Linked DNA regions of Homo sapiens: region 2 is linked to region 1. A link is a contact called in ENCODE Hi-C or POLR2A ChIA-PET data. All regions are on one chromosome and are shown on one strand. Each heading gives the region's core, a stretch centred on a gene start or an enhancer-like site at or near the end of the contact. The rest is flanking DNA. Distances are from core to core; before and after follow the strand shown. Region 1 holds the start of SYCP2L (synaptonemal complex protein 2 like). Region 2 overlaps MAK (male germ cell associated kinase).

Region 1 (4,911 bases), core at 1,304-3,803:
AAAAAAAAGGAAGGAAAGAAAGACAGAAAGAAAGAGAGAGAGAGAGAGGAAGGAAGCAAGGAAGGAGAAAGAAAAGAAAAAGAAAAAAAAAAGAAAAGGAAAGAAGAAAGAAAAAGTATCCCAGTCGGTCAGAGAAGCCTGCCAGTGGCAGCGGACCAGCGAACTCTGTTGGGAAGAAAGGCCAACTTCGAGCAGTTCCTCGCGATTTTTTCCTCCTTTATCTTCTAGCTGGGGTCCTCCTCCCAGTCAAAGCCGAAGGGTCCTAGCAGAAGAAAGTGATTTGTTCATTCCCAGCCTCCTTTCTCCCGAAGTTCTCCCCTCCTAAAAGGTCCTGTCAGTCAAGGTTTCTGATTAAAATCACTCTCAAATGGTCGCCACTGAGGTCTAGCTGGGAACGAAGAGATCTGTCTACTCTTCACCCACGAGTTTCATTCACAGATTTTTCATCTTATTAACTGTCTGCCAAAGGTCCCCGAAACTCCTGTTGATTCAGTTGCTTTTCGTGTTGTTTTGTCTTCCAAAATTGAATGAAAATTTATTGATTATCCATTTTAATTATAGTATTTCATTAAATGTTGTAGTCTAAGATAACTTATCCTTTCAAATGTTCTAAAAATAACTTTAAAATGGTGATTTAAAGTTACCTCTGAAAATGCATAGAAATTAATTTTTGGTCTTATTGCAGTGCTAGAATAGTTCTTGTCTCTGTGCTTTTGGAATGTTCCTAGAGAGACCTGACCCGTCAAAAACATAAATAAATAAAACTTTTTTATGTAAAAGGCAAATCAATTAATTTCTAAAGGGATTCTGGTATCCAAAGAAATGTCATAGAGCCTCTACTATATTTAGTTTGAGAAGAATTAGAGTATGCATTTCAAGTTGCCATAAATTATATTAAGACAAAACATGTTAGTAAAAGAAGCTAATCAAAGTAAAAAAAAAACCAGATAAAAGGTATTTTGCCTATTCTGTTATTTTTAATTTCTCTTAAAGATTTGAATGCATTGCACCATAGACTTTGGAAGGACATGTTTTCCCCCAAAGCCTGAAAATAATAGATGATTAAGTTTTCTATCTAATATTATGAAAACTCTAATTTTTAAATATTCTCTTAAAATTCATTTAAACTGTAGTATTTTGTTTATTGCTTCTTATTATTCATTGTTTCTTTCTTGCCCTGGTATTATATTTGTATTGACTCACAATAGCTTATACTCACAGCTGTTCCTGTCTTGATTACTAGTTTAATATTACAAAAGTCCATTCATTGAAAAGGAAAAAAACTTGCGTTTGAATTTCCTTGGTTTAGATTAAAATAGGTAAATTAATGTAAGAATGTTTACATTATACTTTCCAGGAAATTGATATGACAGGCTTTGACATAAACATTGTTTTGAACGGACTAGAAATGTGTGCAAGTCCTGGGCTAACAGGGGTTCTGGTTTTGTTATGTTTTGCTTTGGTGTAGACAAATATCTTCCGTACATATTATGACTTGAAATACTCACAGGTCTAGTTATAATACAAGTTGATTTTTACACAAAGGATGTTTGGATTGGAGGGGTCTTTTTTTTGTTTTTTGTGGAAAACTCTAGTCCAATTTAATTTTGCCACCGTGTTCACACAACTGGCCACCTATCCGAATCAGCCTAGCCATTGGTACGCATACTTGTCAGGTTAAAGGAAATAGGCAAACAAAGAAACAAAAAAACAAAAACAAAAACAAAACTATTTGCTTTGATTAAAAAAAAAAATTCCCCTTCCTCCCCACCACGGTACTTAAAAAACAACCACCAAACACACTTTGTGTGTGTGTGAAATCAGGAATGTATTAATAATATCGGGTACAAGTCTGGTTACCATAGGAAAGGGTTCGGCTTCTGTCTGCACACATCAATGGACCAAAAACTGCTCCTCTGGCTGTTTTTTTTTTGAGACGGAGTCTCACTCTGTCCCCCAGGCTGGAGTGCAGTGGCGAGATCTCCGCTCACTGCAACCTCCGCCTCCCGGGTTCAAGTGATTCTCCTGCCTCAGCCTCCCCAACAGCTAGGATTACAGGCACGTGCACCGCGCCCGGCTAATTTTTTGTATTTTTAGTAGAGACAAGGTTTCACCATGTTGACCAGACTGGTCTTGAACTCCTGACCTCAAGTGATCCACCAGCCTCGGCCACCCAAAGTGCTGGGATTACAGGCGTGAGCCACCGCGCCTGGCCGCCCCTCTGGCTTTTTAAGGCGGGGCAAAAACTTGGAACAGCTACCACAAAGCGAACGCCTATCTGTTTGGAATTTCGCAAATAAGGAACGTTTAAATGACGTAGTTCACATCCTTTGAGTGCTGGCTTTCTCTTAAAGGGTGAGTGCGTGCGCCCAGGTGGTTTGGCCTGTGTGCGCTAGTTACTTGCACGCGCTTCTTGAGTCTCAAAACACAGAGCTCTAGTAAACTTCAGGGGGCGGATTCGTCAATTACAGTTGCGGAAGAAGACTCGACTCGAAGAGCGGTCCGCCACCAGGGCTCTTTCGGCAGCGCCCCCAGCGGGCGGGGCTCTTGGGCGGGGAAGCAGGAGAGGGCCGACCGAGCGCAACAAAGCTGAGCGGCGCGTCGCTTCAGGAACGAAGAAGCCTCGTTATGCAAGCGGTGAGTGACCCCCGAAGGGCCCGGACCTTCTGTCCACAGTGCTAGGGCGCGCGAGGGCGCGGGGTCCCTGGGGCTCAGGTTCTGCCGCCTTGAGGTGTTCGCTCAGAGACCGGGTGCTGGGCATAGTCCCCCGCCACCTCCTTGGGTTTGCTCGGAGTGTATTGGCAGCCTGCGGGGAGACCAGGCAGAATAGAAACCTCGGATCCCTAGCTAAATAGCGCTCAGGGAAAGGGGAACCGGAGAATTCGTGTTCGGAAAGCAATGAGATAGTTCTTTTCTAGTTGCTTTGCGTATTTTCCTAGCCGGTTTTCCAGCCCTCTTTCCACCTTGCTGCGTAGAAAGTGCAGAAGTGTTAAGCAACCCCAAGTGCTGGGACTTCATTTAACCGAACGACAAAGGACAGCCCCTAAGATAAAGCTACAATTATTACTTATCAATAAATAATAAAAAAAAACACATGAAGTTTGAGCCCACCCAGGGACGCCAAAAACAACAAACAAAAACCACCTGGGGCGTGTTTCTAACATTCTTCTGCCTGGGTTCCTGGTGGTAGAAATTCTGATGTAATTGGTCTACGGTGGGCCGGTAGTTTGTTAGTTTGTTAGTGAGGACGCCAGGTGATTCTGATAGCCAGGGGTAACTGCTTGCCTAGATCCAGGAACTCACTCTTGTTCTCCATAAAATCCATCTGTCATCTGGCGCCATCTTCCCAGCCATGGGGAAACAGATTTGGGACAGAAACCTTTCTAACATCAAGCTACGCTTAAATTCAGAGCACTTAAGCATAACCTCCTCACCCTCTCCATCCCTGTTACATTGAAAGCTGCCATTCACTGAGCCATTTTTATGTGCCCAGGCACTATGCTAAGAACATTACAGACATTCTGTCAGTCAGTCCTCACTCCAATCCTTCCATATAGGTGTTACCATCTTTTTTTTTTTTTTTTTTTTTTTTTTTTTTTTTTTTTTTTTTTTTTTTGAGACGGAGTCTCATTCTGTCGCCCAGGCTGGAGTGCAGTGGCGTGATCTTGGCTCACTGCAACCTCTGCCTCCCGGGTTCAAGCGATTCTCCTACCTCAGCCTCCCGAGTAGCTGAGACTACAGGCGCGCGCCACCACGCCAGGGTAATTTTTGTATTTCTAGTAGAGACGGGGTTTCACCATGTTGGCCAGGATGGTCTCTGTCTCTTGACCTCATGATCTGCCCGCTTCGGCCTCCCAAAGTGCTGGGATTACAGGCGTGAGCCACAGCGCCCGGCTATCATCATGTTTTTTAAATGAGGAGACTGAATCTCAGAGAATCTAACGATCTTTTCTGCCTAAACCATCCCACTTTCTGATTTTCCTGTCAGGTTCCTACCCACAAAAGCTGCCACATGATCTTCACAGAAGGGGGATACCTTTCTGTGTACTAGAGTGGCTCCAGAAATTCCAGAAACAGGAAGCATTTCTTTGGAATTTGCAAAGTACTGACCACCAAGGCCAGAGAAGGTTGAAAGGAGGTAGAAATAAAAATAAGCAGAGCATCTCTGCATACGAATTGAACTGAAGGAGAGATAGGGCCGTGTCTATAGAGAAAAGAGGTAAAGAAGCTTAACATAAAGGCTCCCGGGAATATTTTCTTTGGGATGGGAAGTATTTCCCACTAATTCAGAATTTGTTGACAAAACTTAGAAATTATAGATACGTAGCATAGTGTTTATTTGATGTCAGTTTATGCTATGAATTAACACCCTTTTTTTTTTGATACGGAGTCTCACTCTGTCACCCAGGCTGGAGCGCAGTGGCTGGATCTCGGCTCACTGCAACCTCCACCTCCTGGGTTCGAGTGATTCTCCTTCCTCAGCCTCACGAGTAGCTGGGTCTACAGTCACGTGCCACTGCGCCCAGCTAATTTTTGTATTTTTTAGTAGAGACGGGTTTCACCATATTGGACAGGCTGGTCTCGAACTCCTGACCTCATGATATGCCCGCCTTGGCCTCCCAAAGTGCTGGGATTACAGGCGTGAGCCACTGCGCCTGGCCTAACACCCAATTTTAATTGTAGCTTTAGCTGTTCCTCCTATCTCACTTTTGCCTCTACTCAATTATCCACTAACACAATGGTTCTTTTTCTTTGCCTTTATCATTTATTTTTAATTGACACATATATTAATTGACACATAGTAATTGCACATGTTAATTGGGTGTAGTGTGATATTTCCATATGTGTATACAGTGTGTAATGATCAAATCAGGGTAATTATGCATATCCATCACCTCAAATATTTATTTC
Region 2 (4,911 bases), core at 917-3,416, 130 kb before region 1:
CAAAAAAAAAAAAAAAGATATTTGCTACTGATTTACCCTAACTGATACTGGTTGAGTTTAGAGTATAATTCAGACACTTTATGTATTTGCATAAGCCCCTGGATGGTGGTCCTAGTTTTCCATCCTTTTTTATAGGACTCTGGACAATTAAGGGCTCTTGTGTTGCAGTGGTAGAGGCATCAGAAGGCCACAGATCATCCAAAGCTATCATCCTCCCAGGCTTCCATAGCTAAGATTTTGAGTCTCAACGTTGGCCATTTTTTCATGTGTCATGGAGTGTTTCCAAAGGGCACACATTTTTGCCACCTTCAGTCCTAGAGGAGGACCTGGCTCCTCATGAATGACAAGGTTCCCTGAATGTGGGAATTAGTTTAGGTGCCAAGTAGATCCCCATGTGACTATTTGATCCCCAGCAATCAGCCTGGAAAATTCTAAGGCTGCCCACAGATGAGAGGCAGGAGATCTTCATAGCCCTTGCCAAGTGCCCTCATCCCTGCTTCTCTGCAAAGATCCCTGAGTATTTACTGCCTAAGGGTTGTGCTGGGTCCTAGCAGTGCAAAGAACAAGCCATGGTGCTTGCCCTTCTGGAGTCTGGTGGAGGAGGTGGACATCTAAACAAAGGCAGTATAGAAATAAGTGTATGATGGAGGTAGATCCATATTACTGTGGGGGCACAAGGAGGGGAGTGGGCATTTCTGTTGAGGGAGTCAAGGTAGGCTTCACAAAGGAACCAACAGTTAAGCTGAGTCTTGTCAGTTGATGCATGAATCAGTTGACATGAACTCCTTTTGTGAGTTGTCTGAGAAATTCATAGGTAAGGACGGGGCAAATGTCTCAGAGCGAGCAATATATACAGTGCCTCAAAGGCATGAAACTATGTAGCATAACTGGGTTCAACCCTTTCCTTAGAGATCTAATTCTTTTTTTTTTTTTTTTTTTTTTTTTTGAGATGGAGTATGGCTCTTGTTGCCCAAGCTGGGGTGCAATGGTGCGATCTCAGCTCATTGCAACCTCCACCTCCCAGGTTCAAGCGATTCTCCTGCCTTACCCTCCTGAGTAGCTGGGATTTCAGGTGTGCACCACCACACCCAGCTAATTTTTTGTATTTTTAGTAGAGATGGGGTTTCACCATGTTGGCCAGGCTGGTCTTGAACTGACCTCAGGTGATCCACCTGTCTTGCCTCCCAAAGTGCTGGAATTACAGGCATGAGCCACCGCACCAGGCCAAGATCTAATTCTTTTTAATGGCTTTTAAGTTGTACGGATGATTACTATTTAGTTTACTATTCCCCTACTGATAGAAATATGTCTTGTTTAATGCCTTTGATAGCCGGGAGCAGTGGCTCATGCTTGTAATCCCAACACTTTGGGAGGCTGAGGTGGGCAGATCCCCTGAGGCCTTTGATATTACAAAGGATGGTGTACCAAGAAATATCCTCATGGAAATCCCCGTGAACATGTGCAAAGGAATCTGTAGGTTACATTCCTAAATGCTGAGTCAGAGCATCTCAGCATTTAAAATTGTGATTGCCTTCAGAAGAGGATGCACCAATTTATCCTCCCACTAGTGGTGGCTTTGTGTAATTGGACTTTGTAAAAATCTTTGACACATTAAGCTGGAAGTCTGCAAACTTGTTCTGTAAAGGGCCAGATAGTGAATATTTTAGGCTTCTCAGGCCATCTGTGTCCCAGCTGTTCACCTCTGCCTTTGTAGAATGAAAGCAGCCACAGCCAATCAATAAACGAGTGTGACTGTTCCAATAAAACTATGTATGGGCCCTGAAATCTGGATTTCATATGATTTCTACATATCACAAAATAGTCTTATTTTGATTTTTTTCAACCATTTCAAAATGCAAATCTATTCTTAGCTTGCTCTCTGCACAAAAACAGGCAATGGACTAGAATTGGCTCACTGACCATAGTCATGCCTGTAAGAGTTAAAGAAAGAAGAAAGAAACATGAAACGTGGCTTTGTAGTCAAAGACAGGTTTTCTTTACTTAAAACCTGAGAGGCTTCCCGGCTAATTTCGGTTAGGAGCACTTTCTCTTACAGACCCTGCACTTGATGGATCACCTGGCACCGCCCAAATTGATAAACTGGCTCATCTGATCTTGTGGCCCCCATCCAGGAACTGACTCAGTGCAAGACAACAGCTTGCACTCCCTATGACTTAATCTCCCACCGGACCAGTCAGCACTCCTGAGTCACCTGGCTGCCCCTGGCACACCAAGTAACCCTTAAACACTTCAATCCTTGAATGCTCTGGGAGACTGATTTGAGTACCAATAAAACTCCAGTCTCCTGCACAGCTGGCTCTGCGTGTGCTCTTTCTCTATTGCAATTCCCTGTCTTGATAACTCAGCTCTGTCTAGGCAAAGGGCAAAGTGAACCCATTGGGCCATTACAAGATTTTGTGTCTTTGGAAAGCACTTCACATTTTTATTCTTTTTTTTTTTTTTTGAGATGGAGTCTCGCTTAGTCACCCAGGCTGGAGTGCAATGGCGTGATCTTGGCTCACCACAACCTCTGGCTGCCAGGTTCAAGTGATTCTCCTGCCTCAGCCTCCCGAGTAGCTGGGATTACAGGCATGTGCCACCACACCCAGCTAATTTTGTATTTTTAGTAGAGACGGGGCTTCTCCATGTTGGTGAGGCTGGTCTCGAACTCCCGACCTCAGGTTGGGACTTCTCACCCAGGCTGGAGTGCTGTGTCATGATCTAGGTTCACTGCAGCCTCCTCCTTCTGGGTTCAAGTGATTCTTCTGTCTCAGCCTCCCGAGTAGCTGGAACTATAGGCGTGTGCCACCACACCCGGCTAATTTTGTATTTTTAGCAGAGACGGTGTTTCACCATGTTGGCCAGGCTGGTCTCAACCTCCTGACCTCAGGTGATCCACCCACCTCGGCCTCTCAAAGTGCTGGGATTACAAGCGTGAGTCACTGCCGCACCTGATCATTCATGCATTCATTCATGCATTCATCTTAGTATGGACTCATGGATATTTCTTTTTTCTTTGGGTTGTAATACTTATTTTTTTTTTTTTTTTTTTGAGACGGAGTCTTGCTCTGTCACCCAGGCTGGAGTGCAGTGGCATGGTCTCGGCTCACTGCAAGCTCCGCCTCATGGGTTCACGCCATTCTCCTGCCTCAGCCTCCTGAGGAGCTGGGACTACAGGTGCCTGCCACCATGCCCGGCTAATTTTTTTGTATTTTTAGTACAGACAGGGTTTCACCATGTTAGCCAGGATGGTCTCGATCTCCTGACCTCATGATCTGCCCACCTTGGCCTCCCAAAGTGCTGGGATTACAGGCATCAGCCACCGCGCCGGGCAATACTTAATTTTCTTGCTCAAATTGTTGCAGCTTTGGCCATTGGAAACTCAGTTGACCTCTGTGTCCCTCTGGCATAGCCAAAGGGTTTGTGTGTTTGTAGAACTTCCTTATTGTCTGGCACTACAAGACGTTCTAGGCTCATCTTGTATATTTCCTGTCCTAGTACTAGAATCAGCCATTTCTCCAAGTAGCTCTGGTTCCTTTTATTGAACAGTGGTACTGCACACCAATATCTGGACACCAATATCTGAGTGCTAGGTATGCTTATTGCTACTGGGCTGAAATCTACTTAAAACATTTTTTTACGTTATTCTTTTTCTAGCTTCCTAAATTAAATGCTCAAATTCAGCATATTTTCCATGCTCGTTTTTTTTTTTTTTTTTTTTTTTTCCACAAATAAACCATGTGCATACTTTTTTTCTGAGATCTGTTTTGGCTAGATGTGCAATGGCACAATCTTGGCTCACTGCAACCTCCACCTCCCGGGTTCAAGCGATTCTCCTGTCTCAGCCTCCCAAGTAGCTGGGATTACAGACATGCACCACCATGGCTCATAATGTTTTTGTATTATTAGTGGAGATGGGGTTTCACCATGTTGGCCAGGCTGGTCTTGAACTCCTGACCCCAGGTAATTCTGGAAAAAGAAAAACTGTGGAGACAGTAACAAGGTCAATGGTGGCCAGAGGTTCAGGGCAAGATAGGGAAGGATGAATAGGGAGAGGACAGGATTTTGAGGGAGTAAAATGATTCTTATGATACTATTATGGTGGATACATGTCCTTATACATTTTGTCAAAACCCATAGTGTACAACACAAGAGTGAACCCTAATATAAACTATGGACTTTAATTAATAACAATGTATCAATACTGGCTTATCAGTTGTAATGAATTATCTACATGAATGCAAGATGTTGATAATAGGGAAAATCGGGGAGGGGCAGATGAAGGGGCATATGGGAACTCTACTTTCTGATCAATATTTTCATAAACCTAAAAGGGCTTTTATTTTTTTTTTTTTGAGACAGAGTCTCGCTCTGTCGCCCAGGCTGGAGTGCAGTGGCACGATCTCACTGTACTGTAACCTCTGCCTCCCAGGTTCAAGCAATTCTCCTACCTCAGCCGCCCAAGTAGCTGGGATTACAGGTGCCCGCCACCGTGCCCAGCTAATTTTTGTGTATTTTTAGTAGAGACAGGGTTTTGCCATCTTGGCCAGGCTGGTCTTGAACTCTTGACCTCAAGTGATCCACCCACCTATGACTCCCAGAGTTCTGGGATTACAGGTGTGAGCCACTGTGCCTGGCCCTAAAACTGCTTTTTTTAAAGACTACTAATTAAAACAACAACAACAAATAGAATTCAGGATATAAGGTTTAAAAACATAATGAAAACACACTAGTTAGCCATATTTTTTTTAATGCCTATTCAGAGTTTAAAAGTGTCCCAGTAACAAAAGACTGCACAGCTTTGAGACATTAATTTAAACTGTACAAATACATATAACCATTACCACTAGGATAAATTACTCTTTAGATTTTAACATTTTTCAACATCTTACATCTGAACAGTTGACTCTT

What was found. Hi-C counts contacts between places; a loop is a spot of excess contacts on that map. ChIA-PET counts read pairs that join two places held with the same protein, here RNA polymerase II (POLR2A). Pooled maps may share reads with other maps.
Region 2: a map of PC-9 shows a loop between it and region 1 (20-fold over the local background). The contact joins the enhancer-like site here to the promoter of SYCP2L in region 1. A Hi-C loop is called at or near these places in 1 of 168 maps with a recorded cell type or tissue (PC-9) and 1 of 50 pooled maps. POLR2A ChIA-PET finds 5 or more read pairs at or near these places in 3 of 52 experiments (A549, OCI-LY7 and Panc1).

Annotation. Positions count from the first base shown.
Region 1 is chr6:10,884,499-10,889,409 of GRCh38, forward strand. SYCP2L (synaptonemal complex protein 2 like) reads left to right here and starts at 2,554. Exons shown (of 30, transcript NM_001040274.3): 1 at 2,554-2,637. The coding sequence starts at 2,629. RefSeq lists an enhancer at 1,721-2,489.
Region 2 is chr6:10,757,990-10,762,900 of GRCh38, forward strand. It overlaps MAK (male germ cell associated kinase), which reads right to left. Exons shown (of 15, transcript NM_001242957.3): 15 at 4,734-4,911. It also overlaps a transcript of TMEM14B not described here. Among named protein-coding and RNA genes, the nearest start is that of TMEM14B, 13 kb to the left of the region's middle. Within about 2 kb of position 2,167, at least 12 of the 41 ENCODE cell types and tissues checked have a DNase peak (open chromatin) inside an H3K27ac peak, as active enhancers do; they include PC-9 and Panc1, where a contact is called at or near this core.